Linked DNA regions of Homo sapiens: region 2 is linked to region 1. Evidence: read pairs that join two places in POLR2A ChIA-PET (ENCODE). Cell type or tissue: A673. All regions are shown on one strand. Each heading gives the region's core, and the rest is flanking DNA. Links, peaks and the distances in the headings are about the cores only.

The links. Peaks named below come from ENCODE experiments on the same cell type or tissue, not always from the same donor. Only the 100,000 strongest peaks of a DNase experiment are listed, where the experiment ranks them.
Region 2: POLR2A ChIA-PET joins it to region 1 with 10 read pairs; 1 of 35 experiments calls an interaction of 5 or more read pairs at or near these places.

Annotation. Positions count from the first base shown.
Region 1 is chr1:64,621,698-64,638,158 of GRCh38, reverse strand. It overlaps CACHD1 (cache domain containing 1), which reads right to left. Exons shown (of 27, transcript NM_020925.4): 5 at 8,678-8,804; 6 at 5,416-5,560; 7 at 3,899-4,115. Among named protein-coding and RNA genes, the nearest start is that of MIR4794, 50 kb to the right of the region's middle. In A673, for the core only: no CTCF peak of the experiment used is centred there; no DNase peak of the experiment used is centred there; H3K27ac peaks cover 657 bases.
Region 2 is chr1:65,024,588-65,041,048 of GRCh38, reverse strand. It overlaps a transcript of JAK1 not described here. Among named protein-coding and RNA genes, the nearest start is that of MIR3671, 25 kb to the left of the region's middle. RefSeq lists an enhancer at 14,237-15,054. In A673, for the core only: no CTCF peak of the experiment used is centred there; no DNase peak of the experiment used is centred there; H3K27ac peaks cover 372 bases.

The DNA.
Region 1 (16,461 bases), core at 5,042-9,041:
CTAGGCCTTGGCCATCTTTGGGCCTGAGGTCAACTTAGGACATCTAGGGCATCTGATCTAGTTTAGCTGGAGCTAGAAGTCTTATAGGAAACTGAATATCATAATAATCACAGGAAATATGCATTGGATATTTATGATGGAATCCTGGATATTATCACCCCTCCATTTACAGGTGAGGAATCCAGGTCTGGAGAAAATAAAACAATATAGACAAATCCACAAGGTTAGAAAAATTTCAGAGTAGAACACTAGTTGAAATCTATAACCTGCATAACTCCTGGGCAATATTGCCTGAGAGTACCCTGGGACTGCTCCTTAATAAACTGGACAACGCTCATTCCTGAAGTCTTTTCTTTATACAAACTAATCTAGGTTATTTTTTCTCTAAACTGTCAGTAAAAGCTATAAACTAGAGGCCAGTGAGCTAAGCCTTAGAAACATCTTACTTGGGCTAAAAAGGGCTCCTCTGAGTATTTAGAAAACTGTGCCTTCAAAATTTGTCCAAGTCTTTAATGGTCAATCTTCTTGCCATGTTTTTGTTTGCCAACATTAAGAAAAACAACACAGAAAAATCCAGAGGAGAAATGCCTCTCATCAAACCAGCCTCCTGCTCATGTGCAGTGCAGGAATGTCTGTGAGAAGAGATTTAATGAGGTCTCTATTCACAGTTTTAAAGCTGGAACAAATGTCAACATTTGAAAATCAAGGGATTTCACATGAAAATCCAGATTTCTGGCATCTCTTGAAACAGAAGATCTGGCAGCACTGGGCAGACATTCCTGCTCAATGGACTGAACAGAGGAGCAGCTACCCTCTGGATGGTGCATGTGTCCATGTGACCATGTTCTCCAACTCATCCTCATTACCTTCCCCCAGCTCACTTGACTCAAATGCGCTGCCTGGCCACTGTGGACATCTGAGTTTGCAACTGCTAGTCTAACATTTCTCTCCATTATTTGAAAAGTATAATAATCAAAACTAGACTTTAAAGATGGTCTGATGACAGAAGAATTTGGTAGAAAGAACACTTCTAGTGAGGAATGCTGACAGGTGGGTGGCATTGACAAACAGGCCAATCTGCCTTGAGTACTTGAATTCAGCCTTGTTAACTGACCTTACTGAACCAAGGGCAACTTTACGCTCAGCCACCCCATAATATTGGCTTGTGGATAGCTGATGCTTGCCAAAGCTGGTAGGCCAAATTCTAAGATGATCTAAATGAGCAACATCCTGTATACTGCTGAATATACAGGATGTCCTGTATACGGGACATAACCTGTAACTTGCTTCTAAGAAGAAGAATATGGCAAGTAATGAGCCATTACTCCTGTGATGGTGCTTGCAAAGATGGATGGATGTTTGCCGAGGTCCCTGATAAACTTACATTGAGTTAATCACAAGCGAGAGTAATCTGATTAAATAAATCAAAAGGGAAAGTGGGGCTGATCTAATCAGATGAGCTTGTTAAAAGAGGGCCCAAACCTTCTCTGAAGCCAGGGATTTGAAGAGATGCTCTTCTATTGGCCTTGAAGAAGTAAATGAAATGAGTTTTACAGTTGCAAGGAAATGAACTCTGCCAACAAACGTGTGAGCTCATGTTTGTTGAACCTTAGCATGAATGAACCTTAGCATGAACAAACCTTAGCATGAACCTTAGGACTCTGAATGAACGGTAGTCCCACTGACACTCTGACAGTAGCCTGTGAGACCCTAAACAGAGGACTCAGCTAAGCTGTACTTGGACTCCTGACCCACAAAAACTGTGAGATAACAAATGTATATTGTGCTAAACTGCTAAGTTTGTGGTAATTTGTTATGCTGAGACATAAAACTAACACACCATGTACCATCATTAGTTATAATTACAGTAGCTTCCTTCTTTTGAGGATCCATTATGTGCGAGGCACTATGCTTTGCATTAATCAGTGCTTAGTTTAAACACAGACACAATGAAGGGCTTGGAAATGTATTCTTTAAATTTATCTCAATAGGATACATTAATATTTTCAAACAAAGAAAAAAACTATAAACAGATTTTTTTTTTTTTTTGAGACTGAGTCTCGCTCCGTCACCAGGCTGGAGTACAGTGGCGCAATCTTGGCTCACTGCAACCTCCACTTCCCGGGTTCAAGCAATTCTCCTGCCTCAGCCTCCTGAGTAGCTGGGATTACAGGCGTGTGCCACCATGTCCAGCTATATTTTTGTATTTTTAGTGGAGATGAGGTTTCACCATGTTGGTCAGGCTGGTCTTGATCTCATGACCTTGTGATCCACCCACCTCAGCCTCCCAAAGGGCTGGGATTACAGGCATGAGCCACCGCGCCCAGCCTATAAACAGATTTTTGAAAATAAAAGGGAAAATGAAATAGATTCCTTCAAGTAGTTTCAAAGCATGAGCCCCATTTCAAATATCTTTTCCCTTACTTTAGGATGCATCCTAATTCCAGATTTTCTTTAATACATAAAAATTAAATTAGAGGCCAGGCGTGGTGGCTCACACCTCTAATTCCAGCACTTTGGGAGGCCGAGGTGGGGGATTACAAGGTCAGGAGTTCAAGATCAGCCTGACCAACATGGTGAAACCCCATCTCTACTTAAAATACAAAAATTAGCCAGGCATGGTGGCACATGCCTGTAATCCCAGCTACTCAGGAGGCTGAGGCAGGAGAATCGCTTGAACCCGGGAGGTGGAGGTTGCAGTGAGCCGGGATTGCGCGATCACACTCCAGGCTGGGTGACAAAGTGAGACTCTGTCTCCAAAAAAAAAAAAAAAAAAAATTAAATTAGAGTGCCTTTGTACATCTGAAGGGCCATGCTCATCTAAATGACAGCTGGTTAGAAGAAGGAAGGATCAAGGCAAGAATTCCTGCTGCCCACTTCACGTCCACATGTGCACAAGCAGACTTCCACTCCAAGTCAAAGAGGAAGCAAAGCTGACAATCAGCATTAGAAAGGATGTGGAGATTCCCTTGGGACATAAGTGCAGACATGATCTAAATAAAGGGGCAGGAAGGGGAGGCTCTAAGAGTCAAGAAATTGTACAGACTGACCATCTTTGATTGGAAAAGATGAGAAAAACGCAGTTAACACTCTATAATTAGATGATGACGAAGACAACATATGACAATTTTATCCCAAATCTTTTTTTTTTTTTTTTTTTTTTGAGACAGAGTCTTGCTCTGTCACCCAGGCTGGAGTGCAGTGGCATGATCTTGGCTTACTGCAACCTCTGCCTCCTGGGTTCAAGTGATTCTCCTGCCTCAGCCTCCCGAGGAGCTGGGACTACAGGCAACCACCACCATGCCTGCCTAATTTTTTTTGTATTTTTAGTAGAGATGGGGTTTCACCATATTGGCCAGGCTGGTCTCGAACTCCCGACCTTGTGATCCGCCTGCCTTGACCTCCCAAAGTGCTGGGATTATAGGCGTGAGCCACCGCACCTCGCCCCCAATCAATTTTTTTTTAATCCCTCTACGCTGGTCGCGGTGACTCATGCTTGTAATTCCAGTACTTCGGGAGGCAAAGGCAGGTGGATTGCTTGAGTTCAAGAGTTTGAGATCAGACAGGTCTCAGCCAGTGAAACCCTTTCTTTACCAAAAATATAAAAATTAGCTGGGCGTGGTGGCATAAGCCTGTGGTCCCAACTACTTGGGAGGCTGAAGTAGAAAGATTGCTGGAGCCCAGGAAGTCAAGGCTGGAGTGAGCCATGATCACACCACTGCATTCCAGCTTGGACAGAGCAAGACTCTGTCTCAAGGTAAATAAATAAATAAATAAATACATACATAAATAAATAAATAAAATCTCTCTAAACATCATTGTGTGATCAATTTACAATATATTCCTATTGCCATCTTTATCTACTATGCCTCTAAGTCCTCTGAGAGAACGCACTCACTTGCTTGGAACTTTGTGTTATTGTTTGTACTTCGAATCAGCTGAAATGCCTTTTGGAATCCCACTGCGTGCTGGGTAGGACTGTCTGAAGACTTCACGCTGCTAACAAAGGTGGACATTTTCCTTTTTGTCTCACTGGTGGCTGGAGACAAGAAGGTCTTATAGCACTGGTCTAGTGAGCAAGTCCGGACGGTATCTGCCACAGTTAACACAGAAATCTGCAGGAAAGAAAAAAAAAAAAAACCACCAAACTTGTTATCCTACCGTCTAAAGATTTATTTATTTATGTAACAGAAGAGGCCAAGGAGTAAGAAGGCCTACAGAACAGATTCTGAGAGTTTCAAAATAAATCCCTGGAGCCATCCATCTATCAAATTTGAAAAGGATCCATAAGGATTGGTAAAGTGGGGAAACCCCTAGAGTTTGGTTTTTGTTCCAACATGAAGTGGTAGTATTATGTTCATACATAACATTAAACACACACACAAACTATTTTATGCAGAGAAAAGTCATAGCAAGAATGAACTATCCTGTTTTTCAACCTGGAGGTGAGGGGTGAGGGTAAGAGAGTGAGGTGTGTGTGTTTTAAGCCACTAGGTTAGTGAGCAAAACCTCTGGAGTTGGCAAAGTCAAAATGATGAAGCAGAAAATGTCCACAGGCAATAGATTATCATTAGCTGTACCCACACCTCTCTCTGAGGTGTCCCAGAGATTAGTCAGCCACTAGCGGCTTTCCCTTCTTCCTGACTTCCCAACAATCTTGCAATAAAGTTCAGCCATCCATCAGCATCCAAATCTCCCACCCCTCTCCTCCTCAGCGTAACCTCCAGTGTGAAAGTCATGGCTAATTAGAAACCTTACCATGAGCCATAAAGAAGTATAAGACTAAGCTTGGTGGTAGTTACGAAAGGGATTTTTGGATTTGTGGCTGCTTCCTCAAATATTAGAATAATACTCTTTTCCCAAAGTCTTTTCTTTTCCCAAAGTCCTTTTAAAGATGGATTTAAAAAAATATACAGATGGTCCCTGACATACAATGGTTTGACTTTATGATGGTGAGAAAGCGATAGGCAGGCAGTGAAGCTGTACTTTCAATTTTGGATCTTTTCCCAGGCTCCTGATACTTTCTCATGGTGCTGGACAATGGCAGCGAGCCGCAGCTCCCAGTCAGCCATGCAATCATAAAGGAGAACCGCTGATATAGTATTCTGCAGTGTACTGTATTCAATAAATTCTACGAGATAGCCAACACTTTATTATGTTATAAAATAGGCTTTGTGTTAGATGATTTTCCATAACTGAGGGCTAACCTAGGTGTTCCGACTGTTTAAGGTAGGCTAGCCCAAGCTGTGATGTAGCTCAGGTGTATTAAATGCATTTTCAACTTATGATGGATTTATCAGGATGTAACCCCATTGTAAGTCAAGGAGGATCTGTATATCACAAAACAATAAAGTACTTTAAAAAAGGCATTCAAGGAGAACCTGATGCCATAGGGGTCACAAGGGTCATGGTCACCTTGTCATGTTCATCGATGGCGCTGAGGATGACCTGAGCAGCGTCCTTGGCAATCTGAAGCTGAGTGTCTGTGACTGAAGCCCCGTGGTCCAGAATCACTACTATGTGCTTTGACTGCGGCCGGACTGTAGAGACGTAGATGGGTCTGGAGGGAGAAGAAGCTCTCTGGGGTCAGTCTTGGTTTAGGTAAAGGGCCTCAACTTAACACAGCTGTGAACACTACAGTGCATGGGCATGTTGGTCTCTGTGTTCTCCCAGGGATGGCACAAGGATGGAGAAATCCACATGGAAGGAGAAACCATATTGGTGCATTGAAAATAATACTTAAGACAACAAGGTGTGTCTGTAGAACAGGGATGGGTAATTTATGCCTTTAAAGATCAAAGCAGACAAGAGAAGTTTTTCAGGAGCAAACCCTTTCAGAGGTTGGCTTTTTCAGCATCACTAACATCCTGCTTTTCTCTCTTTTTTTTTTTTTTTTTTTTTTCAGAAAAAAGCAGGATGTTAGTGTTCTTTAACCCAATGCTTTCTGCACAGCTTAAAACTTCTAGTAGTTAAAATCCTCATATAAAATATGCACAACCTCTGCTTGGTATTGCCCAGTGTACCTGTTTTGCTAAAGGATGTGGATGTAGTGGTCCCTTGGGCTGAGAGACCAGCCAAGGAGAAAAAGGTCCCATCACCAGGGTTGGATTCTCCTCTGCAGACTTGCAGAGTGGGGCTTGGTTAGAAGTGAGGCAGCCTATAACCCGTGAGCATGCTGAGCAGCTTTGAATGGCAGGTTTGGTTTCTCTCTTCTCATACAAAGGCTCCTGCTAAGAGGCCCCTTTCCTTTCTGGACTGAAACAATTCACATAGGTCAGCCACCAAAAGGCCCCTTATCTGAGCATTTAAAACTGTGCCATCAAAATTTGTCCAAGTCTGTGATAGCCACTCTTCTTGCCAGGTTTTTGTTTGCCAACATTGAAAAAAAGGGGGTTGGGGGCAGCCACAAAGGAGAAATGCCTCCCATCAAAGCAGCCTTTTGCTAATGTGCAGTGCAGGAAGGTTTGTGAGAAGAGGTTTAATGAGGTCTCTATTCACAGTTTTAAAGCTGGAACAAATTAGAAGGAGTTTAAGAAAGCAAATCAGCCTCAAGAGAATTCTCTCCTTTACTGACATCCTTAAAACACTAGATTTTCCTGTGAAATGTTAGATGCCAGCTGAATCACAAAAGCCTGGGCACAAATTAAGAAACGCAGGCAAAGTACCAAAAAAACTCAAAATCTGGCCAAATTTACACTAGTTGTTCTCAAGCCCAAAGTCCTGCAGTAATTACTAAAGTACCACTATATTTTCATGAGTCGATACCATTGAGCCACTAGGGAAATGCAATAAAAAGAATCCAGGAGAGGTGGCTACAGAAATGAAACAGAGTACAGAAAAGAAGGAAAATTTGATCATCTCAACACTGACAAGTAGGTCAAATATTTAACTTTTTAGATTCTCCAAGCTAGATGGGTGGATTTTCTTTAAAATGACACACTTCCTTTGTTAAAATTCAATTCACATAAATGAAACTTGGGATATGTGTTGGCATTGTCACATTAAGTTGTTAAACGCTGCTTTAGTGGGATATATAAATAGTGATGTTAAATGTACAAACTGGGGGGCAGTCCTCATAGAATGACTGGTATCTACCACTTCCTTTCTTGTGTTGCTATGTCCTGAAATCCATTCCATACTTCCAAAGAATGTAGAGAACTTGGAAAGGCATCATAGGAAAGCAGTTAGGACAAGAAATGTGAATCGCAGTCTATCAGAGAGAAATGTGGATCATTTAGCCAAGGGAAAAGAGGTTCAAGGGCTAATTAGTGCAGATTTAGGGTGGAGATACATGAAAACTTTCCGAATTGCCTTGTGTAGGTGAATGCTGATTTTGACAAGGTTTCACTTTCCTTTTTAAACTTTTCTTCACAGGTGCTTCGTTAAAATCAGCATGCCATCTAGCCCATCTCTTCTTAGAAGCAAATGAGAATTAGATGGTTCATGGTGGCCTTTGTTCTCGTGAGAAGCCATGATCATGGCTTCTGGTCCAGTCTCCAAGACACCCAAGTCTTCACCAGAATGTGTGGGGAGGGAAAGGAAGAAACCACACACACAATAAAAATATCTTAGGACGACTGGGCACGGTGGCTCATGCCTGTAATCCCAGCACTTTGGGAGGCCTGAGGTCAGGAGTTCGAGACTAGCCTGGCCAACATGGCAAAACTTCGTCTCTACTAAAAATACAAAAATTAGCCAGGCATGGTGGTGGGTGCCTGTAATCCCAGGTACTCGGCAGGCTGAGGCAGGAGAATCGCTTGAACCCGGGAGGCAGAGTTTGCAGAGCTGAGATCGTGCCATTGCACTCCAGCCTGGGCAACAAGAGCAAAACTCCATCTCAGGAAAAAAAAAAAAAAAATCTTAGGAAAAGCACAGATGAAGTATTTTCCTTGGGGAAAAATTCTAGATAAAATTTAAAGTGAAGATGAAGGGAAGCTAAAGTAATTGTGTAGACTCCAGAAAATGGTGTGAAAAGTGGGTGCCCTGCACTAGAGCTCCAGATGTTTTGGCATCAAACATCTAACACTGCAAACAGGAAACTGTCAGGATTAAATAGGAAAGTATATTTGCTTCGGGGGGGTTCTATAATTAATGAGTCTTGTCATACAAAGTATCTCACCATTATTGCCCTTCTGGCTACATGGTAGAATCTCAAGTCATGTCTGTGAGAGAAAAGCAGGATGTTAGTAATTTTTAATCCAATGCTTTCTGCTCACCTCAAAACTTCTAATAGTTAAAATCTGCATGTAAATTTCATGCAGTATGGCCAAGCATGTCATCATAGAAAGGGAAGTTGAGTATAACAAACTACTCTGAGATATGTTATAAAGTTATGTTCAAGGGCTGCACTATAGATAAGGTACCATCATTTACATTTCAACAAAGAATTCTGAAACTCAAAACACTCTAGGTGCTTCACACAATTTGACTTCACGAGTAAGTACCTTTTTATATTTGGCATATTAGATAGCTATAGGAAAGCTCTGGGTTTTGTAATTTGCCCTTGCCTGGAATTTCACATCCACATATACTAAATGGTGAATTCATTTCAGAACAAGTACAAATTTCTGAATCCACAGCTTAAAGGCATAGCCATGAGTAGAAATGAGAAGTTTTATATTTCATGTAGATCACTCTTAAGCAATAATTAAAAACTTTAGCATGCAAGTCAACATACCTACTGCGGTGTTCGTAGCTGCCCTTACACCGGAACTTGTGTGCTGGGAAAACAGTGAAAATTCCTTCTTCTGAACTGAAATATTGCCACTTAATTCCAGGGTTGGATTTCAGGTTGTCTGCAAGAACTAGAGGTGTAAGGAAAATGAAATATAACCACCAAATCCACAGGTGCATGCAGGCACTGCTCCTCAGGCATCTGTTTTGCATAAACTGCTTCTAGTATGAAGAAATCCCACTAGATACAAGATTGTAAATTTTCTATGAAACATTTGCTTTCTGCCCCTTAAAAAACACCCCAAGAACAGAAAATACAATGTTTCAGCTAAGTGAAGTTATTACTCTTAATATTGTACCATGACATTATATGTCTTGGATTGTTTTTCCAGTACAAATGATTCATTTGCATTAATCTCTCCCTGCACTGAGCTGGTCCCTGTTGGGCTAGCACACACTAGTTGGCTTGGGGTACAGTCTGTAACTGTAGAAAACAGTGATGTTAATAGGCTGATGTTAATAGGCCTCATCACCAGAGGGACTAGACCTGTGACCTTAACCTTGCCTTTACTTTGCAATGAAGGAAACAGCATACATGGTACTTAAAAAGACAGGCCATAATCATTCAGTAAAGCTGTTACTTATGGAATGATTCCTCTGTGCCAGTGCTGGAATATAGGCTTCCTTATGTTATCTCATGTCATCCATAAAGCAACCCCAAGATGTGGGTGGTATTGTTATCACTACTTTGGAGTCGAGAAAATATGCTTAAGTGATTTATCAAAGACCTCATCAGTAAATGGCCAAGCTGGGATTCAAACCTGGCTGCCCTGACTCCTGTGTTCCTTACATCATGCTATACTGCCTCCCTTCATCTACACAGCATCCCTACCACTGACCTGCGTCTGCCATTCCCTCAGCCCAAGTGCCAACCACCTTGTTGTGTGCAATCCTGTCCCACGACCTCCATGAAGTCTTTCTTACCCTCTCCCGCAATCAGAATTTCCTCTTTTCTGAGCTCTTAGGATCTTTTGTTCTGCTCCATTCTGACTCAGCTATTTATTACACACTTACTATGTGCTGGTCACTGCTTTACATTTGGCAAGATATACAAAGACGAGCACAAAACAAGCCCTATTGTAATAATTGATATACAAGCAGACTTATACAGATGGAAATGGAACAAAAAGAAATTCAGTGGGGGGAAGATTCCGAGCTAAGGTAAAAAGGAAGGAATGCATGAGGTGTATTTGACCAGAAAATACATTAAGCTTTAAACACCCATGTGATCAAATAAGGATCTGTTTATATGACTATAAGGGCTGAGATATGACTCTAACAATGATGATGGATCTTCACCTCTACTGTAGACAAAGAGCTTTCACACAGGATATTTAAGTTGCACAAAATAATACATGATATGTGTTCTTATCTTCAGATTGCATTGAAGAAACTGAAGCTCAAAGAAATTAAATGGCCCTTTATAACACTGACACATTTTATTTTCTTCATAGCATCTATCACCATCTGAAATATCATTTGTTTAATACCAGTTAATTCTTCTCTTCTCCCTCCCCACCCCCAGTTACATTTTAAGGTCCATGCAATGAAGAACTTGGTTGGCCTTGTCCCCCGTATAGCCTAGAAAAATGCATGCACAGTGAGTGTAAATAGTTCCTACACAAATGAATATCCACAGCTAGTAGGTGGTAAGATCATGTCTTGAACATAGCTCTTCTGACTCTGTGTTTCTCACTAAATCCCTCGGCCTCAAATAAAAGTGGGTGGACTAATTACGGTATTATGTTTTTATACCATATGTAGCATCAGGAATTACATTATGAAATGGGAGCTGCAAAGATTTGCAGGATATTGTGGGGGTGATGGTTCCCTGTGAACTCAGGTGCAACAGTCATGTGCCCGCCTCTTCTCCTCTAGAGCATCATGAACTCCAAGAAGGTAAGACGATGGTCTACTCTGTCTCCTTGGCACTCAGAACAGTGACTGTCCTGTTCTGAAGGTTTGTTATATTAGCAGGACTGAATTCCTATTCTATTTTTTTATTTAAAAAATTTTTTTGAGACAGGGTCTCACTCTGTCGCCCAGGTGGGAATGCAGTGGTGTAATCACAGCTCACTGCAGCCTTGATCTCCTGGGCTCAAGTGATCCTCCTGCCTCAGTCTCCTGTGTAGCTAAGACTATAGGTGGGCACCGCCACACTCAGCTAATTTTTTTTATTTTTGTAGAGACAGGGTGTCACTGTGTTGCCCAGGCTGGCCTCAAATTCGTGGCCTCAAGTGATCCTTCTGCCTTGGCCTCTCAAAGTACTAGGATTACAGGCATAAGCCACCATGCCCAGCCCTGAGATTTTATCTGAGACAGACAGGCCTTGCTTCCAGTCTCTGCTGTCTCTAGTTCACTGTATTTATATCCACTATTATTCTGATGTCTGCTTGGCTTTGATCAACTTTTCATGATTTGTTCTTGGCCTACCACAGGCAGGGAATGGCTTTTTGGAATGGAGGTAAGGAGAAAAAAAAAATACTAAATCCTTACCTACAAGAGAAAGACTAATTGAGGGAGATTGGAAATACACACTAAACTTTCAATTAATTATCACAGTATCTGATTAAGAGCTTGCGTGAGGTACAGAGAAGGGCTATGGAAATCCAAAGATAGCAAAGATCTACCTGTTGTCATTGAGATGGTGTTGGGAACAAGTGCTGAGTGAATGCCTGTGACCCTCTAGGCATTATGCTAGGCGCCTTCTACAAAGTATGGTGGACTTTTGCCATTTGGGTATGTACCTTGAAAACATACCCACCTCCCAAGATGACCAATGTGCAAGAGGAGGGGAGTGAGAGCTTTACAGCAGGGTAACTACAGAGAGTGCTCAATTAGCAAGACAGGAAGCCAGAGGCCAAGTTCCTCTCAATGACTTATTAAAGGACAGTGTACATAAGTGCATAGCATTTGCTGTTGCCATCTACATATGATGTAGAGTGCGGAGTGACAATATATTCAACTCCTTTCCCGTTTTCCATCCGAGTGAGGATCACCATTTTTAATGTTTCATTTACTTTGCAGAGGTCTTTCTGCCAGTAGCAATATGTTATCTGAGGACTATCTTTTTGATCTATGGCAAATATTTTGATTGCTTTCCAAAAATTAACACATGTGACAGCCATTAAAATTTGTGGTTGGCGTTAAAATGCCAGTTTCGTCTTTATTTCTAGCATGTACATACTCAGGTATGACTTTAGTGCTGGCTCCGCCTGTCACTGGAACAATTTCAAAGCATGAGGCAAAGATAAAGACATTGGTCAATAAACCTCATTTTAGGCTAATTGTTAACAATAACTTACATAGAAGAAAATACTGGAACAACATGTGACTATTCCATAAAAGTGCCCCATGGTGATGCCTCTGTCAACCTGCCCACTCCCAGAAACTTATGCCCAGAGCCAAACAGGGTTATGCCTATGTGGGGACTGATGAAACATAATGGAGACTCGACTCTAGCAAACATCTCGACTTAGCAAACATCTACCTGGCATCTGCATGTGACAGCTTTGTGCTAATGCTCCCACATATAGCATTTAATTCTCACCTCAACAAACCAGTCTTTTAACATGCACTAAGGTTTCAGGTGTTTAAATCAGAATAGAGCAAAATCCATAGACATTTAGGAACACTTTAAAAAATTTTTTTTTATTTTTATAGATGTAGGGGGTACAAATGCAGTTTTGTTATGTGGATATATTGTGTAGTGATGAAGTCTGAGCTTTTAGGGTAATCATCACATGAATAGCGTACATTATACCCATTAGGTAATTTCTTTTTCTTTTTTTTTTTTTCTGAGACTGAGTCTCACTCTATCACCCAGGCTGGAGTGCAGTGGTGCAATCTCGGCTCACTGCAACCTCTGCCTCCTGAGTTCAAGTGATTCTCCTGCCTCAGCCGCCCAAGTAGCTGGGATTACAGGCATCTGCCAACATGCCCAGCTAATTTTTGTATTTTTAGTAGAGATGGGGTTTCACCATGTTGGAGAGGCTGGTCTTGAACTCCCGACTTCAAGTGATCCGCCTGCCTTGGCCTCCCAAAGTGCTGGGATTACAGGTGTGAACCACCACGCCCATCCCCACTAGGTAATTTCTCATCCCTCACTCCGCCTCCCACCCTCTCACCTTTCCAAGTCCCCAGTGTCTATCATTCCACTCTTTCTGTCCAAATGCACACATTATTTAGCTCCCACTTATAAGTGACAACATTCAGTATTTGACTTTCTGCAGGAACACTTTAGAATTCCCACTCATCCCCTATCCCTCACTGCTTTAAATGACCAGATCTCTGTATAGAAACTTTCCTTCAGTCTGGTACAGTGATCGACCAACTTCTGTAATGGGCCAGATAGTAAATATTTCTGGCTTTGCAGACCATAAGGTCTTTGTCATAATGACCCAAATCTGTCTTTGAGAGGGCAGACATAGACATTTGTAAATGAATGAATGGGCTGTGTGCCAATACAAGTTTATTTACAAAAATCACTGGCAAGCTAGATTTGGTCAGCGGTCCTCTAACAAAGATATGCAAAATATACTACACATAGGACTTAAAGCATTTCCAAAGCCTTAGACTTTTAGCTATTACATCCCTTGCCCTCCCCAGGTCCCTCATGCATACCAAGGGGCTATAACACGTTTTATCCTCACAAAAGTCCTAGGAATAAAAATTATTATCTCCAAGTGACAGCTGAGGAAACAGGCTCAGGGAGCTTGTTTTTGACATGCCTGAGGTTTCACAGTGGGCAAGAAGGGGCCATGAGAGTCAAGGCAGTCTGTGACCACAATGCCTGTCTTCTCGCCTCTCTGCCAGGAAACTTGCCCTTTGTGAGACATCTGGCTGACATGAGTGTGTGTAAACATGGAAGAGGCTTTTTCTCCACCTAGTCTCCTGGGGTCTGAAGCTTTAACCTTGATCTCACATTAGCACTGTTCTCCAGACAGCCCTGCCAACCCCTTAATAAAAAGGCAAACATTGCCTTTGGAAGTAAAGGAAAGCTCAATGACCTCATTTAAAAGTAACATCTGTAACAATAAACAGGCTACAGAAACTATTAAAAGGGGAGCCAATGGGAGCAAGAATGTTTTAAAAATAAATCAGAACTCATATAGTGCATGATACATTTAGTCTCACCACAAAAGATCATTCTGGTTCATTATAATCATTCCAACACTATAGCACAGTTTCAGGCAAGGTTTCTCCAATTCTCCTGCTGAGGACTCCTTTGGCATCTGATTAAATTACATCCATTATTTGGTACTAGCAGAAGATGATGGATATGATGGTAATGAGGCCCCGTGGGCCCAGAAGTAATCTATCAATGTGCTGTGCATCCCAGGCGGCCCCTCTCTGACCTAGATGTGGAGGTGAATGAGAGCCTTATTATCCACACAGGCAACCCAGAGGGGGCTTCCCCCATTCCTATGAGTCAGTTAGGTGTCTAGCCACCGGATAACTTGGGCTGGTGTCTAGCCACAGGGTCCTTCACACTCACTCTTTCCTCAGAAATGTTGGAAGTGGTCCAGGAAAAAAGCTGGGCAGATGCCCAACCCATTAAGCGGTGATGCACAGCATTAGGATTTAAGTGATTAATGGGCAGGGTCTGTATCTGTCTGAATTGCTCTATACACCTACACCTACCTCAGACAGACACATGTGCAGGAGGCAATAAATGGTTTTTTCCTCAGTGAAGTGCATCCCCAAGCTAGAAGTTACTGCACCCTCTTAAATCCTCCTCCGGTGTTTTACCTCTTCCTACCTTCCACTCCGCATTATCGGTGTTATAGGTACGTTCCAGCTCCTCCATCCCTAGATTCTAAGATCCTCGAGGGCAAGATCTATACCTGATTCATCTCTGTATCCTAAAGCAGAGATTCCTAGTTCTTTTCACATTGAGGCACACATTCTCTGAGAGCTGCAGGATTGGTATCTGTAGCACACAGGCCACAGGCTGGGATGATCTGTATGTTTGTGTGTTAAGTTCTAAAATCTTATTTTCTTCTAATGCCATTTTTTTTTTTTGAGGCAGAATCTCACTCTGTTGCTCAGGCTGGAGTGCAGTGGCATGATCTTGGCTCACTGCAACCTCTGCCTCCCAGGTTCAAGCGATTCTCCCACCTCAGCCTTCAGAGTAGCTGGGATTATAGGTACCCGTCACCATGCCCAGCTCATTTTTTTATTAGTAGTAGAGACGGGGTTTCACCATGTTGGCCAGGCTGGTCTTGAACTCCTGACCTCAGGTGATCTGCCCACCTCGGCCTCCCAAAGTGTTGGGATTACAGGCATGAGCCACCAAACCCAACCTACTGCCAAATTTAATTTAAAAAATTAAATATTGTGACATCAATATAGAAGCAATGATAATTTTAAATATGTCTTAAAACCTAGACACTCCCTTCTCCGAACACCACTGCCTTGATTAAGAAAGTTTGCCAATGCAACCAGCATAGAAATAGATAAATGGAGAGATAAAAAGTCTGCTTGTGTGATTTCATGGGTCTATACATGTCCAAATCTACTAACTGCACATGTTAAACATGTGAAGTTTATTGGATGTCAATTATACTTCAATAAAACTGTTTTAATAAAACAGTGAAAATGTATTGAGCATCATACAAAACAGTTTCACATATGGTGTACTACTTTTCACAATTACCTTATGGGTTTGTTATTTTATTCCTATTTTATAGATGCAGAACTAACATGCTCAAGGTGGCAAGAGCACAGCATGATTTGATTGATTTAGGTGTGCTTGCCTTTAACACTACATATAGTACTTCCGTATTAAGAAATACATGCTAGATGAATTAGCAATCAACAGATAAAAAACTTACTGAGTATTCTTGAGAGGCAGAATAAATATATAAACATGCAGGGGTTTCTCAATCAAAATAACAGATTTATTAGTTTGTACATACAATGTAAATAAGTACAATTAAGCAGAGGTGTAACAAAACGAAATGATTTCATAATTGGAATAAAACCTAAGGTGAAACTGACCACTTAATCTTATAAAGAAAAACAAACTGCTGAACGGCTAAAGCTGGCAAACATTAGCTGGGTAGTTCAGGCTGGTTTACCTGGAAAATCGCACAGACACAAGCTACTGCTTAACAGGCAGAGCTGATAGTGCATGTATGACTCTGAGAAACCTTAAACACTAAATAGCATATGTTAGATAAGAGATGGGGTTTTTATATAACTGAGAAATGGTATAGTTGTGATCTCTTAATTATTTTGAGTTGTTCAACAGGTTAGAGACATGAGCCTTAGGTGGCTTTTATTTTTCACTGTCAACCTGAGCAAGTATAAGGAAGCCACTTGGAAAAGGCCTGGTGCTATTTTGCATTTTCTATTTAATTCGGATTGGTACTTATCAACTAGAAAAAAGACCCTGGTAAATCAGAATGGACTGGGAATGAAAAGCCACAGGTTCAAGTCCCATCTCTTAAGACTGGCAAGCTGTCTGACCTTAAATTTACTCAATATATAGCATCCAAAGGCTTCTTTCTAAAATGTAAATCAAATCCCCTGTTGCTTTGCTTAAAACCTTTCAAAGGTTCCCTACTGTACTACACTTAGCATTAAATTCAAACTCTACAAGGCCCTGCATGACCTGGCTCCTTCCTATTCTCCAACCTCACCTCTTCCCCCTTCAACTCAGTACACTGTACATCAAGAGCCAATTCTTTCAGTTCCACAAATGTGCCCTTGGTACAAGGTGAT
Region 2 (16,461 bases), core at 4,535-8,534, 400 kb before region 1:
GCAGGCCCTCTTTTTCCGTGATGATACCCACTACATTGAAATGATGGATCTGTGATAGCAACAGGAGCGATGATATACATCTTTGTATATCCCTGCCCTCCCCAGACCCCAAGTCCTATATAAAAACTTCACTTCCTGGGCTTCCTTTACCCCACCCCAATATTTGCCATGTTTTCTTGTGTTTCATGATTTTTCTGTCAGCTCCTCTGAAATGTGAGGTCCTTCAAAGCAGGACTATGTTTTTTTTCGTGGTATCCCTTGCCCCTCGCAAAATGCCTAGGACATAATAGGTGTTCTATAAATGTTTGTTGAATGAATACAGAAAAACCAGAGCGCCACTATGGGTAGGTGAGTGGGATGGGGAAGGCCCTGAAATCCAGAGCACAGGGGGACCTGGGCATGTGTGTGTATGTGAGGGCTGAGTAGGGAGATTGTTGTGGACAGAATAATGGTCCGTAGAATAAAGGTCCACATTCTGATCCCTGGAACCTGAGAACACGTTATGTTAAATGCCAGAGGGAATTCTGGTTGCAGATGGAATGAAGGTTGCTCATCCCGATTGTAAGGTCGAGAGATTACTATGGATTACCCAGGTGGGTCAGGGTAATCACAGGGTTCTTACAAGTGGGAAGCAGGAGAGTCGGAGAAGATGTGATGACAGAAGCACAGGCTGGAGTGAAGTGGCCTCGAGCCACAGAAGGCAGGTGGCCTCTAGACGATAGAAAGGTCAAGGAACAGATTCTTTCCAGAGCCTCCAGAAGGAAAGCATCTGTGCTAGCACCTTGATGTTAGCCCTTTGAGGCCCAATTTCAGACTTCTTTTTTTTTTTTTTGGAGACAGGGTCTTGCTCTAGTTGCCCAGGCTGGAGTGTGGTGGGGCAATCTTGGCTCACTACAACCTCCACCTCCTAATTTCAAGGGATTCTCCTGCCTCAGCCTCCCGAGTAGCTGGGATTATAGGTGCCCACCACCATGTCTGGCTAATTTTTATATTTTTTGTAGAGACAGGGTTTTGCCATGTTGGCCAGGCTGGTCTTGAACTCCTGACCTCAGGTGATCCACCCGCTGCAGCCTCCCAAAGTGCTGGGATTACAGGTGTAAGCCACTGTGCCTCTTCGCATTTCAGACTTTTGACCTTAAAAACAACTTGTGTTGTTTTTAAGACACTAAGTTTGTGGTAGTTTCTTACAGCAGCTATTGGAAACTAATACAGAGGCTAAGCCTAGGGGAATGGGGGGAATCCTCAGGAAGGAACCAAATAGAACACATAACCCTGGAAAAGGCAATGGCTGTGTCGGAGAAGCTCAGTCAGCATCCAAAAATACCTTTCCTGCTGAATCACCCTAGATCAAAAGTCATTGACAGTAAGATCACCACTGGTACGCAGCTCAATGTGTGTTGCCTTTAGTGTCCCCAAATAGTGTGAATACCTCTAATAATTTGAGAGAAGCCATAGTAGAATATAGTGTAAAAGAGTCAGTCAAACCTGGGTTTGAGTTTCTTTCTGCCACCTATTGACTGTAGTAGCTTACAAATGATGTAACCTCTCGAAGCCACAGTTTACTTATCTGTAAACTGAAGATAAATCTGTTTCTTAACTAGAAAGATGGTGGTGAGGACTAAATAACACATATAATGTATTTAACATAATGCCTGCCATATAGGAAACATTGGATAAGCATTATCTATTACTAAAAACATACATACTAGGAACTTTTATAACAAGGTTGTTTGAGTTATCTCTATACTCCACACTGACTCAATCATATCTAGAGTCTGTAGTGAGTTGTGGGAACAAAGAGAGCAACTGGCATGGTCAAAAGGATGTCTAGGTTGGCAGTGGTGGCACACCTGGCCCCCTTGCATTTTCATAGGACTTTTACTGTTCAAAACACTTTCCCATCTATTATCTCAAACTATCAGATGAGGTTAATATGTATGTGTGTGTGTACTGGCTGGGTGTGGCGGCTCAAGCCTGTAATCCCAGCATTTTGGGAGGCTGAGGCAGGAGGATTGCTTGAGGCCAGGAGTTTGAGACCAACCTAGGCAGCATAGCGAGATCCTGTCTCTACACAAACACACACAAACACACACACACACACACACACACAAGACTGGGTGCGGTGGCTCACGCCTGTAATCCCAGCACTTTGGGAGGCCAAGGTGGGCAGATCACTTGAGGCCAGGAGTTTGAGATCAGCGTGGCCAACATGGCAAAACCCGTCTCTACTAAAAGTACAAAAATTAGCTGGGTGTGGTGGTGGGCACCTGTAATCCCAGCTACTCAGGAGGCTGAGGCATGAGAATTGCTTGAACCTGGGAGGCGGAGGTTGCAGTGAGCCAAGATCATGCCAATGCACTCCAGCCTGGGTGACAGAGTGAGACCTTGTCTCAAAACAAACAAACAAAGATGTCTAAAGGAATGGGGAGGTTTGACATAAAAGTTATGTGAAATATTTTCATGACTGGCTACATAATTTGTGGGGCCCAGTGCAAACTGAAAAAGTGGGTCCCCTTCTTCAAAAAAGTATTAAGAATTTCAAAATGGAATGGCTGGGCATGGTGGCTCACGCCTGTAATTCTAGCACTTTGGGAGGCCGAGGCGGGCAGATCACCTGAGGTCGGGAGTTCCAGACCAGCCTGACCAACATGGGGAAGCCCCGTCTCTACTAAAAATGCAAAAATTAGCTGGGCGTGGTGGCACATGCCTGTAATCCCAGCTACTCAGCAAGCTGAGGCAGGAGAATTGCTTGACCCCGGGAGGCAGAGGTTGCAGTGAGCTGAGATCGCGCCATTGTACTCCAGCCTGGGCAACAAGAGCAAAACTCTGTCTCAAAAAAAAAAAAAAAAAGAAAAGAAAAAAGAAAAAGAATTTCAAAATGGCAACATAAGAGCATTAAACCAAGCTTGGGGCCCTTCTGGACACAGTGCCCTGTTGCACAGGTTGTGCACCCGGATGGCCCCAAACATTCCCACGTAAGAAGGGATAGACTTGACCTCAACAGGGAAAACTAGAGCTAAGGGGAAGAAACTACAGACATAATGTGAGGCAGAACTTTGTAACAAGCCAATCATAGGAGCAACTTGGGCACTTAGGTCCCCAAAGTTGTTCAAGCAGAGGGTGGGCAGCCACTTTATAGAGACTTTATTGATTTATTTGTTTTATTTATTATTTTCTTCTTCAGAAACAAGGTCTCACTCTGTTGCCCAGGCTGGAGTACAATGGTGTCATCACAGCTCACTGCAGCCTTGACCTCCTGGCAAGAGGAGCGATCCTCTTGCCTCAGCCTCCCGAGTAGCTAAGACTATAGGCACATGCCACCACTCCTGGCTAAATTTTTAAATTCTTTCTAGAGATGGGGTCTTTCTATGTTGTGCAGGCTGGTCTCCAGCTCCTGGGCTCAAGCGATCTTCCTACCTGGGTACAGTTACTTTATATTAGAGAGCAGAGAGCTCATTATCACTAGAAATGTACAGTCTGAAGAAATGAAAATCTATACTTATTGACTTCTAAAATTATTTTAAGTTCTGAAACTTGAAAATTCTATCAAATATTTTAATAAAGGGGATTTTTAAGAGCTCTCAAATTTTTCTCAAGAACTTAATACAAGCTGGGCACGGTGGTGCACACCTGTAGTCCCAGCTACTTGGGAGGCTGAGGCAGGAGGAGTTGAGCCAGGAGTTTGAGGCCAGCCTGGGCAAAATAATGAGACCCCCCCCATCTCTAAAAACAAACAAACAAAAAAACTTCATATGATTTTGAACAATATAGAAAACACACACACACCCCTTTTTCCTACCATCACAGCTTTTGATATATTTGCATAGCTTTTTTCTCAATTGTTTTTCTTTTTCTTTTTGAGATGAGGTCTTGCTTGCTCTGTCACCCAGGCTGGAGTGCAGTGGCATAATTACAGATCACTGCAACCTCGAACTCCTGGGCTTAAGTGATCCTCCCACCTCAGCCTCCTGAATAGCTGGGACTATAGGTATGTGCTACCACGCCCTGCTAATTATTAAATTTTTTGTAGAGGTGGGGTCTTGCAATGTTAACCAGGCTGTCTTGAACTGCTGGTCTCAAGTGATCCACCTGACTCAGCCTCTCAAAATGTTGGGATTATAGGCATGAGCCACCACACCCAGCTTTTCTCAATCCTTATAAGCATGTATTTATTTTTTAAGACTACTGTAATTACTCTAGTTATGCACAGTTTTTATGTCCATGTACTGTAATGATTACATAATAGTCCATTGAATGGACATAGTACAATTTATTATTCCCTAGTTATTGGGCAACTCAGTTCTTTCCAAAGTTTCATTATTATAAAGAGCAATGCTCCAGATATTTTTGCATACACAGCTCTTCTTTACTCTTGAAATACTTTGTAGAATAATTAGAACTCACTTGGTTGCAAATTGCAAAGCTCATTGGAGTAGCCTAAGTGAAAGCAGTTATGTTAATAAGCACATAGGGCAGTCACGAAGATACAATGTGCAAGACACATAGAAATTGGAAAGTTGTCAGACAATCCCCCTCACCCTTCTCTGGTCTCTTATTTCCTTCAGACTTTTGCTGCCCATACCTTGTTCCCTGCTCCCTTATAACTTTGGCCTGCACGGGGACTTTCACTGTGTTGCCCAGGCTGGAGTGCAGTGGCTTTATCATAGTTCACTGCAGCCTCAAACTCCTGGGCTCAAGTGACTCTCCCACCTTAGCCTCTCAAGCAGCTAGGACTACAGATGTGTACCGCTATTCCTGGGTAAGTTTTAAACTTTTTTTGTAGGGATGGGGTTTCACTATTTTGCCCAGGCTGGTCTCAAACTCCTGGACTCAAGCAATCTTCCCACCTTAGTCAAGGTACACTACTTTCACGTGTACAATTCAGTGACATTAAATACATACATGTTGTTGTGCGACCATCACACTATCCATCCCAATAACTTTTTCATCATCCCAAACTGTCACTCTTTTCTTTTCTTTTTTTTGAGAGAGAGTCTCTGTCACCCAGGCTGGAGTACAGTGGCACAATCTCGGCTCACTGCAACTTCTACCTCCCGGGTTCAAGTGATTCTTCTGCCTCAGCCTCCTGAGTAGCTGGGACTACAGGCGTGCGCTACCACACCCGGATAATTTTTTGTATTTTCAGTAGAGATGGGGTTTCACCATGTTGGCCAGGCTGGTCTCGAGCTTGTGACCTCATGATCCGCCCGCCTCGGCCTCCCAAAGTGCTGGGATTACAGGCGTGAACCACCGCGTCCGGCCAGCTCTTTTCTTTTAGTTATGTTGCTATGATTATTTCAGATGTGCTTCCTGGGTCTGTCCTTTGGAATGTGTGATAGGGACACTCCCCAAAGAAGGGAACAGGGTGGGTAGGCACTCCAAGTGTCTATAGAAAATATCACACTTCTACAGTTTTTTAAACTTTAGAGAACACTCTCATACATTATTTTATGCAGACGTCTCAAGGAAGGACTTGTTGAAGTAGGAAGTGTTTATCCTTATTTTACAGGAGAGTAGAATGAAGTTGAGAAAATCTGATTTGCTCAACGTTTCCCAGTTTACTTCTAGAGTCAGCACTGAAGGTCAAGTCTCCTCAACTCCAAGTTCATACCTTTTCCATGACATCTCACGGATGCGTTTCCTCAGCTAAACTTTATACTCACTTGCTTATAGTTCCTACTACACATTCTATATCAGATTATGAGAAGGAAGAGAAGAATTCTCTGACTAGAACTCATGGATGGGCTCTGTCTAGAAACTACAGGTCACAAGAAGCTGGTTTAGCTTGCCAGTTTCTATTCTGGTATGTAGGAAAAGCAATAATGAACTCTATTGTACAATGTGATGATTCTGTGAAACCACATGAAAGGGTGGGTTAATGACCTCTTAATCTTTACCTCGAGAAAATCCTGAAGTATTTTCTGGAAACAAATGGCATTACTAAGAGAATTTATTTATTATTTATTTATTTATTTATTTATTTATTTATTTTGAGATGGAGTTTCACTCTTGTTGCCCAAGCTGGAGTGCAATGGTGCGATCTCAGCTCACTGCAACCTCCGCCTCCCAGGTTCAAACAATTCTCTTGCCTCAGCCTCCTGAGTAGCTGGGATTACAGGCGCACACCGCCATGCCTGGCTAATTTTTTGTATTTTTAGTAGAAACAAGGTTTCACCATGTTAGCCAGGCTGGTCTTGAACTCCTGACCTCAAGTGATCCGCCCGCCTTGGCCTCGCAAAGTGCTGGGATTACAGGCATGAGCCACCATGCCCAGCCACTAAGAGAATTTTTTAAATGAGATAGAGAAGAAAAAGATACCATGAGAAACAAAACAGTGAATTTCAGCTGGTGTTTCATGGTTTGTATGGAGAAACATATTTTGTCTGATTGGCTTGATTACTTTTTTTTAAGTGAAAAACAACTTTGCCATAATTCTTCATTTTATAGAGAAACCACAGGAAGAAAGCTTGTGTGGACTCAAGCTACCCTGTAGTACCTTTCTAACAACTAGATTAATGTTTGCCATTAGAAAATCTTTCCATTAAATTAATGGCTACCTTTTTGGATTAGACACTCACCTTCCATTTGGCACTCAGAGTCATTTCCTTGTCACTTGTTCCAAAAGAAAATCACTTAGGATAACTGAAGACCTTAGGGTAATGAGCTTTTATTAAGTCTGTCCTGATCCTTCCTTTTGTACAAAATTTATGAATTCTCCTTGCTCTTCCATATCAAGTCGTGTATCTTCTCTTTGGCTTTCAGCCTGATCCCACCCCATCTGTGCCATCCTGATCTCACCCTATTTATATGCCATCCCGTTTTCCTCAACTCTTCAATACCAGTTATGTTAATTTCCTTGTAGTTATCAAATACGTTATATTCAGCCAATCTTTATGTCTCTACCCACGTTGTACTTACCTTTCCTTTTATCCATGTGGAATACCTTTCCCCTTTACCCATCCTGAATAGTAAAATCCTACTTATTCTCTAAGGCTTTTGATCCACATCAATTTCTTATTTCTGTGAGTTTGTATAGCTTATAAATTACTATTATCATTTATTAAGCATATTTTGAGTGCCAGGCACATTATGTCTACTCCTTATTACAATTACACAAGGTAATTATTATCATCTTCATTTCATGAAAAGGGAAACAGAAGTTTAGAAATGTTATATAATTTGCCCAAAATCACACACTCTAAATTGCTAAGCTGAGGAGTGAACTGCAGGAGTGATGGATTCTAAAGCTCTTACTCTGTCTACCTATACTTTCTCTTACACTACATACTATACGGAAGTGTTTCCTTTTTTTTTTTTTTTTTTGGTACTACGGGAGTCTCACAATGTTACCTGGGCTGATCTCAAACTCCTGGCCTCAAGCAGTCCTCCTGCCTCGGCCTCCCAAAGCACTGGGATTACAGGCATGAGCCAGTTCACCCAAATGGGCAATGTTTTCTAATTATTTTGTGTGCATTAGTCTCTGCTGAATTTGTTCATGAAATCAGATACTATATAATTTAAGAGTTGTATTCAGTCACTAGTTCTGGAGATACAGGAGTTGAGGCCAGGTGTGGTGGCTTATACCTGTAATTCCAGCCCCTTGAGAGGCCAAGGTGGGAGGATTGCTTGAGGTTGGGAGTTTGAAACCATCCTGGGCAACATACCGAGACTCCATTTCTACAAAAATAAAAAAATTTTAAAATTTTATTGTTTAAAAAAAATTTATTATTTTATTATTATGTTGGGCACACACCTGTCATTCTAGCTCCCAGGAGGCTGAGCTGGGATGATCGCTTGACCCCAGGAGTTAGAGGCTGCAGTGAGAGCGCAAGAGTGACAGCACAAGAGTCTGTCTCTAAAATCCAAAAACAGGAACATAGCCTCTTTTTGCTATTTCCTCTGCCATCCCCAGGGTGGGGGCCTTTTCCTTGTGTTAACCAGATGGCTTCTGGAAGTCCAGCCTTCATATTTCTGTTCCAGGCAAGAAGGAGGAAAGGATTAAGGGTAAAGGGTAGGTTTCCCAGCCAAATTTTAAAGACTTTTTCTGGAAGTCTCGCTAATAGCTCATTGGCCACCAAATTTGCAAGGAAGGCTGGAAAATATTTTATAGCCAGGTACACTGACATACCCAACAATAAAGGTTTTTTGTTTCCAAGAAAGAATGGCTATTAAGTAGTGGTCTCTGCCACAGAGACCCATGTCTCAGTCTTTTACATTTTCATAGCACCTAATAGGTGCCCCATAACACTGGTGGGCAGTCTAACATAGAGAAATAGACAGTAGCAAAGGTAATTTAAAAAACGGATGCATGAAGACACTGAGAAGATGGCCATATGTAGTTTCTAATTTATAAGTACTTTATAAGAAAATAGATACCCACTGATTTCTCCCTAAACAATCCTGCTGTCCCTCAGGATTCACGTATGGAAGGATTATAACAGTAACATCAAGGTTAAGAAAATAAAGCCAGGTCATTTGAAATTATTTTGAGTGGATTCATTGTATTTCCTTTAGCCTGTTTTTTTTGTTGTTGTTGTTGTTGTTTTGCATATATTGTGTTTCCATTTACGAAATTGGCATTAGAAAATGTTCCATTTTGCAAAAGGGCTCGCTGTAAACAACCACTTCAGACAGAATGACCAGTACTCAGACAGTATCTGATGAGCACTTAGAACAAAAGAGTAATTACATTTCCAATAGAAATTAGCACTGTGCATTCTGGAACTCTCCTGAGTTTCTTATCTTGATTTGCAAAATAATTCAAAGCTTCAAAGAAAAATCTAGGCTGGGCGTGGTGGCTCACGCCTGTAATCCCAGCACTTTGGGAGGCTGAGGTGGGTGGATCACCTGAGGTCAAGAGTTTGAGACCAGCCTGGCCAATATGGCAAAACCCCGTCTCTACTAAAAATACAAAAATTAGCTGGGCGTGGTGGTGCGTGCCTGTAGTCCCAGCGACTTGGGAAACTGAGGCAGGAGAATTGCTTGAACCCAGGAGGCAGAGGTTGCAGTGAGCTGAGATCGCGCCACTGCACTCAAGTCTGGGCAGCAAAGCAAGACCCCATCTCACAAGAAAAAAAAAAAAAAAAAGAAAAAGAAAAATCTGTGTTTTTCCAGCCCCTAGGTTAACATCAAGAGAGGGTCTTTGAGATACAAAGCACATTTCTTTAATTTTTAATTTTGATACAGTCTCAAATTCTGTGTGCCCTTAACCCAGAATCATCAATTGTTTTAGCTCATTTCCTTTATCATTCTCTCTCTGTCTCTGGCATGTGTGTATGATTTTTTTCTGAAAAAATTTTAGAGTAAATTGGAGCCATGAGATGTTAGGAGACCCCTAAACACTTCAGATTATTTGCTGAAAAAAAGGACATTCTCTTATATAACCATAGCAAAATGATTAAAACAAGAAATTTAACTTTGATACAATACTGTTATCTAATCCAGGGTCCATGGACAAATTCCATTAATTGCCCTAATAATGTCTTTTTGTAGTTGTTTGACTTTCCCAGGTCAAATCCAGTCTTAGACCATGCAGTGCATTTGGTTGTCTCATCTCTGTAATCTTCTTTAATCTGGAAGAGTTCCTCAGCTTTTCATTGACTTTCTCTTACTTGAAATTTTTTAAAAAGTACAGGGCAGTTATTTTGTAGAATGTTCTACAAAATAACTCCTACAAGTATTCTGACTTGCCTAATGATCACATTCAGGTTGTATATTTTGAGCAGAAATACCACAGAAGTAGTGTTTTGTCCTTCTCAGCACTTTATATGAGAAAGTACATGATGCTGCTTTATCTTAGAACATCACGTACTTTGATCTCTGGTTAAGGCGGTATCCACCATATTTCCCCACTGTAAAGTGACTATTTTTCCTTTTTTTTTTTTTTTTTTTTTGAGATAGGGTCTCTCACTCTGTTGCCTAGGCTGGAGTGTAGTGACTTGATTTCGGCTCACTTCAGTCTCACCCTCCCTGGCTCAACTGATCCTCCCACCTCAGCCTACTGAGTAGCTGGGACTACAGGTGTGCGCCCCCACACCCAGCTAGCTGTTGTATTTTTTGTAGAGATGGGGTGTTGCCGTGTTGTCTAGGGGGGTCTTAAACTCCTAGGCTTAAGCATTCCACCCACCTCTGCCCCCCAAAGTCCTGGGACCACATGCATGAGCCACTGCACTGGCCACCGTTTTTTCTTTTGCAATTAAAAAACAATTGGTCACTGAGGCCAGGTGCGGTGGCTCACACCTGTAATCCCAGCACTTTGGGAGGCAGAGGTGGGTGGATCACCTGAGGTCAGGAGTTCAAGACCAACCTGGCCAACATGGTGAAACCCCATCTCTACTAAAAATACAAAAATTAGCTGGGCCTGGTGTGTGCACCTGTAATCCCAGCTAGTTGGGAGGCTGAGGCAGGAGAATCACTTGAACCCGGGAGGTGGAGGTTGCAGTGAGCAGAGATCGCACCACTGCACTCCAGCCTGGGTGACAGGGTGAGACTCTGTCTCAAAAAAAAAAAAAATTGTCAGGAGGTTTTGGGGACTATGTTAATATTCTGTTCCTCATCAAACACTCACCCACTAGTTTTAGCATTCACTGATGATTTTCAAATTCTATCCTCCCATTTATTAATTGGCTTTTTACTGCAAGAATGAGAAACTTTCTCTTCTAAGGGATGGTTTCTGATACAACACGTCTATGAGTTTCTGAGACTTTGTCTCAGTTTATTTGGGCTGCCATAACAAAATATTGTAGACTAGGTGGCTTAAACAACAGAAATTTATTTCTCACAGTTCTGGAGGCTGGGAAATCCAAGATCAAGATGCCAGCTGGTTCAGTTCCTTGTGAGAGCTCTCTTCCTGGTTTGCAGATGGCCACCTTCTTGCTGTGCCCTCACACATTGCAGAGAGAGTGCTGGTATCCCTTCCTCTTTTAATAAGGGCACTAATCCCACCAAGGGCTCCATCCTCATAATCTCGCTAAACCTAATTACTTCCCCAAAGCCTCACCTCCTAATACCATCACATGGGGGATTAGGGCTTCAAAACACGGATTTTGGTGTGGGGGAACACACAGTCCATAACAGACTTTTTTTTTTTTAACTTTTTAACTTTTAAGTTCAGAAGTACATGTGCAAGTTTCTTATGTAGGTAAACTTGTGTTGTGGGGTTTGTTGTACAGATTATTTCATTACACACTCTTAAGCCCAGTACCCATTCGTTATTCTTCCTGATCCTCTTTCTCTACCCTCCAATAGGCCCCAGTGTCTCTTGTTCCCCTCTATGTGTCCATGCGTTCTCATCATTTAGCTCACACTTGTAAGTGAGAACATGTGGTATCTAGTTTTCTGTTCCTTCATTAGTTTGTTAAGGATAATAGCCTCCAGCTCCATCCATGTTCCTGCAAAGGACATGATCTCATTCTTTTTTATGGCTGCATAGTACTCCATGGTGTATGTACCATATTTTATTTTCAAATACCAATGATGGGCATTTAGGTTGATTCCAAGTATTTGCTATGGCGAGTAGTGCTGCAGTGAACATACATGTGAATATATCTTTATGATAGAACGATTTGTATTCCTTTGGGTATATACCCAGTAATGGGATTGCTGGGTCAAATGGTATTTCTGCATAACAGACTTTTAAAAGGAAAAATAGGCTGGGTGTGTTGGCTCACGCCTGTAATCCCAGCACTTTGGGAGGCTGAGGCAGGCAGGTCACTTGAGTTCAGTAGTTTAAGACCAGCCTGGGCAACATAGTGAAACCCCATCTCTACAAAAAATACAAAAAAAATTAGCTGGGCACAGTGGTGCATGTCCGTAGTCCCAGCTACTTGAGAGGCTGAGATGGGAGTATCACCTGAGCCCTGGAGTTTGAGGCTGCAGTGAGCTATGATCATGCCACTGCCCTCTAGCCTGGGTGACAGAGTGAGACCCTGTCTCAGGAGAAAAAAAAAAGGAAAAATAAATACCCACTATTGTAAGAAGATGGTATCCTCATTGGATTGGGTAACTGATATTGAGCCTTGACCCCTGCATAGTAAAAGTAATTCCTTCCTTTGTCCTTTGTAATGATTCTTTTACTTTGTTCATATTTTTACTATCAAATGGTGAGCTAATTTTGCTCCTTTCCTCTTATTTGGCACTGAAGTCTGTTTCTTATTTGTTGCTATCAGATAAATCTGAATTTAAATTCCATACTTCCAGTTGTGTGTGACATTGGCCATGTTATTTGGGCCTCACCCTCCTTGCCCACAAAATAGGGATGATAACCCTTATCTCAGTGCTATTGGGAGGATTAAATCAGATAACGTATGTAAAAACATGTAACATGGTATCTGATAAAAAGAATACAATTAGTAAATAAGTTTTCTGTCTTTGACTTAAAGTTCCAATTTTTAGTGACACATTTTTATAAGTTTCAATGACTTAATTGCTCTCTTCAAGGGGTTAGATGATCTTCTTAGATAAGAAGTTTGCATCAGAAAGAGAAAGGATTAGTGGTATCTATCAACTTTTACATGATTTGTGTGGTTATACCAGTCCCTCCCTCCCTCCCTCCCTCCCTCCCTCCCTTCCTTCCTTTCTTCCTTTCTTCCTTCCATTTGCCACATAGTTAATGGCATTTGCTATATGCTAGTCACTATTCTGGGTGCTAGGGATAGAACAGCAGACAAAATCTCCTGACTTGACATCCATTATATTCTAATCAAAGGAGACAGATGATAAATATATAAATAAACTTTTAAAATTAGATAGGGTAAGTGCTATGGAGAAAAATAACACTGGGAAGGAGAATAAGAATTGTGAGGGGATTGCTATTTTAATTAGTCAGGGAAGGACTCACTGATGAGACAACACATGAGCAGAGACCTCAAGGAGATGAGGCATTGAGTTATTAGTGTAGCTGAGGGAAAAGCGTTCCAGGCAAAGGAAATATTTCAGACAAGAAACCTAAGGCATAGATTGACTTACTGAGGGTTCACCCAAAGGAATCATAAAAAGAGCTCAGGCAGTTCTGTGGAGCACAAAAACACTCTACTTCCCTTCTGTGAGCTTGATTATAGGTAAGAGCAGAATGGCTGGACAGCTGTTGGGGTTGTGCCAGCTGTGGCAGCGTGCCACGCAGACTTCCCTTCCAGAAAGAACCTGCTGCAAGGAATGCAGAACGCTGACAGCTTCTAGTCTGGATCCACCCCAGCATCCAGGGTGCAGCACTTTCTCCCAGGCAGCCCTCTACCAATGACTGAGCATGGCAGGGGTACTAGGGCATGACCACTGCCATGCAACGTGGGACTTTTTTGAGGGCAATCCTTGTGCCAGAGCTCCCTATTAGGCTGACCAGGACATTTCCAGAGCTGCACCACAGTCTGAGACTCTATTCACCCACACAATCATCCTTCCTTACCCTTCTCCTTTTACAAGCCTCAGACCTGCAACATGGTTTTAAGGCTTTCCCTGCCCTCTCCAGCTCCCTCTTCCTTTTGCCTTTCACAGTTATTACAACCCAGTGCTTTCACTTATAAACCCATCCTGGTGCCTGTCTGCTTCCTAGAGGACCCAAATTGACAGGAAGCGGAACAAAAATACATGTAAGGAGATTTTGCTCTGCTTCTTCTGCCGGCATCAGTCAGAGATAGACCAAGGGAATTGGAGGAGGGCAGTCGGCAGTGATGTCAAGGATGATCAAAGTTTCGAGATAATTGGCTGGGTGCAGTGGCTCACACCTGTAATCCCAGCACTTTGGGAGGCTGAGATGGGCGGATCACTTGAGGTCAGCCTGGCCAACATGGTGAAACCCCATCTCTACTAAAAGAAAAAAAAAATTAGCCAGGTGTGGTAAATTAGCCAGGTGTGGTGGTGTGCACCTGTAGTCCCAGTTACTCAAGAGACTGAGCCAGGAGAATAGCTTGAACCCAGGAGGCAGAGGTTGCAGTGAGTCGAGATCGCACCACTGCACTCCAGCCTGGGCAACAGAGTGATACTCCATCTAAAAAAAACAAAAAACCCCAAAAGTTTCCAGATAACCAGCTCTACCCAGGCCATCTCAAATAGTATACAATCTGAATGAAACCTGCTTATTTAAAAAAAATGGTTTTTATTTTTTTGAGACTGCCTAACTCTGTTGCCCAGGCTAGAGTGCAGTGGCGCAATCTCAGCTCACTGCAGCCTCTACCTCCTAGGTTCAAGCAATTCTCCTGCCTCTGGCTCCAGAGGTGCACTCCGCCATGCCTGGCTAATTTTTGTATTTTTTAGTAGAGATGAGGTTTCACCATGTTGGCCAGGTTGGTCTCAAACTCCTGGCCTCAGGTGATCTGCCCGCCCTCTGCCTCCCAAAGTGCTGGGATTACAGGTGTGAGCCACTGCACCTGGCCAAACCTTCTTATTTAAAATGCAAACAATTTCAAAAGCAACTCCTCTAGAAGCTCATAGCAGCCAGATGGCTGCCCCTAAGCTTTTCTTATGTAGAAATTCTGGGGCTACCAATGGAACAGTTCCAAACCCTTCCTTCCTTCTTTCCTGTTCTAGAGGAGGAAGGGATTAGCTAACAAACTAGAATCCAGGGGGGCAGCGTGCTTTGAGAGGGGAAGCTGGCACTCATTTTCACTGCTGGAAGCCAAACCGTGGGATTCTGAGGTCTCCAGGGACATTTTCTAGATCTCCAACTGTGATGATCATCTCTGTCTTATACCCCAGGCTGTGTTCAAAGGACTGCCTGTGTCTGGCTCACCATGCTCCACTGACATTCCAGCCAGAAACCATTCTCGGTGTTGATAGAACAATGCTCTAATCACATAGCTGAAATTACAGTTTGGGGCTCAATAAGGTAATGGTTCAAAAGATTTTCTGTGGAAATCTCTGCAGTCCCATCTGGAAAGCAAACACTGGCTGGATAGGTAGTAGCGTTGGGGTGGGATCACATGGAAGGCATGTAGACAAAGTTATGACCCAGGATTTCAGAGTGAATATCCTCTATGTGCCAGGCACTTTTACAGGTTTATATTTCTAGAACCAACCTATGATGCTGGAATGATAATTTGAGGTAATCCCTGTTTTATGGCTTAGAAAAATGTGGTTTGGCTGGGTGTGGTGGCTCATGCCTGTAATCCCAGCATTATGGGAGGTCAAGGCAGGAGGATCGCTTGAGTCCAGGAGTACAAGAGTAGCCTGGGCAACATGGCAAAACCCCATCTCTACAAAAAATATAAAAAATTAGCCAGGCATGGTGGTATGCACCTATAGTCACAGCTACTCGGGAGGCTGAGCTGGAAGCATTTCTTGAGCCTAGGAGGTCGAGGCTACAGTGAGCTGTGATCATGCCAGTGCACTCTAGCCTGGGTGACAGAGTAAGACCCTGTCTCAAAAAAGGAAAGAAAAAAGAAAGAAAGAAAAAAATTGATTTGTAAAGTTAAGTGATTTTTTCCAAGGTCATAGTGCTAGCAAGTAGCAAACCTAGGATTCGAGCCAGGTCTTCAGATGCTAAATTTAGTGACTTTTTAATGATTTTACTGCTGGCTAACTATTCTCTTGCCTTTATCCATATTCCTGTGTCAATAATAGTATTTTACCCTGTGGCCTCACCTCTTTGCTTAGTTGCTTAGATAAAAATCATGTTGATTTTTAGTGAGGCCGTGGTTGGGAAGCACTGTAGTGGACATTTGCTAGTTTTTGACATCCCCGACATCCCTTTTCCTCCTATTTTGGTAAATGTATTCTAATTTCTCTCTGGATAACTCTCTCTCTTCCCCGACTTGGAATCCATGTTTCGGGTGGGCTCTAACCATTGCTTCGGGAATGGGATCTGTGAATCCCCCTAAATCAGTGTACCTATTCCTCTTGGCCACTGCAGTTTGGATTGGTCTGTAATCAGTCAGGACCCGTAAGTCTTTTTGCCAGTGCTTCTGTGAGCAAGCACTCTTCTCCTGTGGGCCTGAACCTGGAAGAACGTGTGGCTGGAGCTGCTATAGCCATCTTGCTGTTCTAATTGGTGAGGCCTATCCAAGAATGGGGCTCAGACAGTGAAAACAGAGCTAAGAGGGGAGAAGGAAGAAATCAGGTTCTGGTGTCACTTTTTTTTTTGAGACAGAGTTTCGCTCTTGTTGTCCAGGCTAGAGTGCAATGGCACGATCTCGGCTCACTGCATCCTCTACCTCCCGGGTTCAAATGATTCTCGTGCCTCAGCCTCCTGAGTAGTTGAGATTACAGGTGCCTGCCACCACGACTGGCTAATTTTTGTATTTTTAGTAGAAATGGGGTCTCACCATGTTGGCCAGGCTGGTCTCAAACTCCTGACCTCATGTGATCTGCCCACCTTAGCCTCCCAAACTGCTGGGGTTACAGGTGTGAGCCACCACCCCTAGCCTTTTTTTTTCTTTCTTTTTTTTTTTTTTTTTTTTGCTTTGGACCAGGCCATTCTTGAAGCCACAACTACCTCCAAGAACTTTCAGTTCTGTGATACAACAAGTTCCA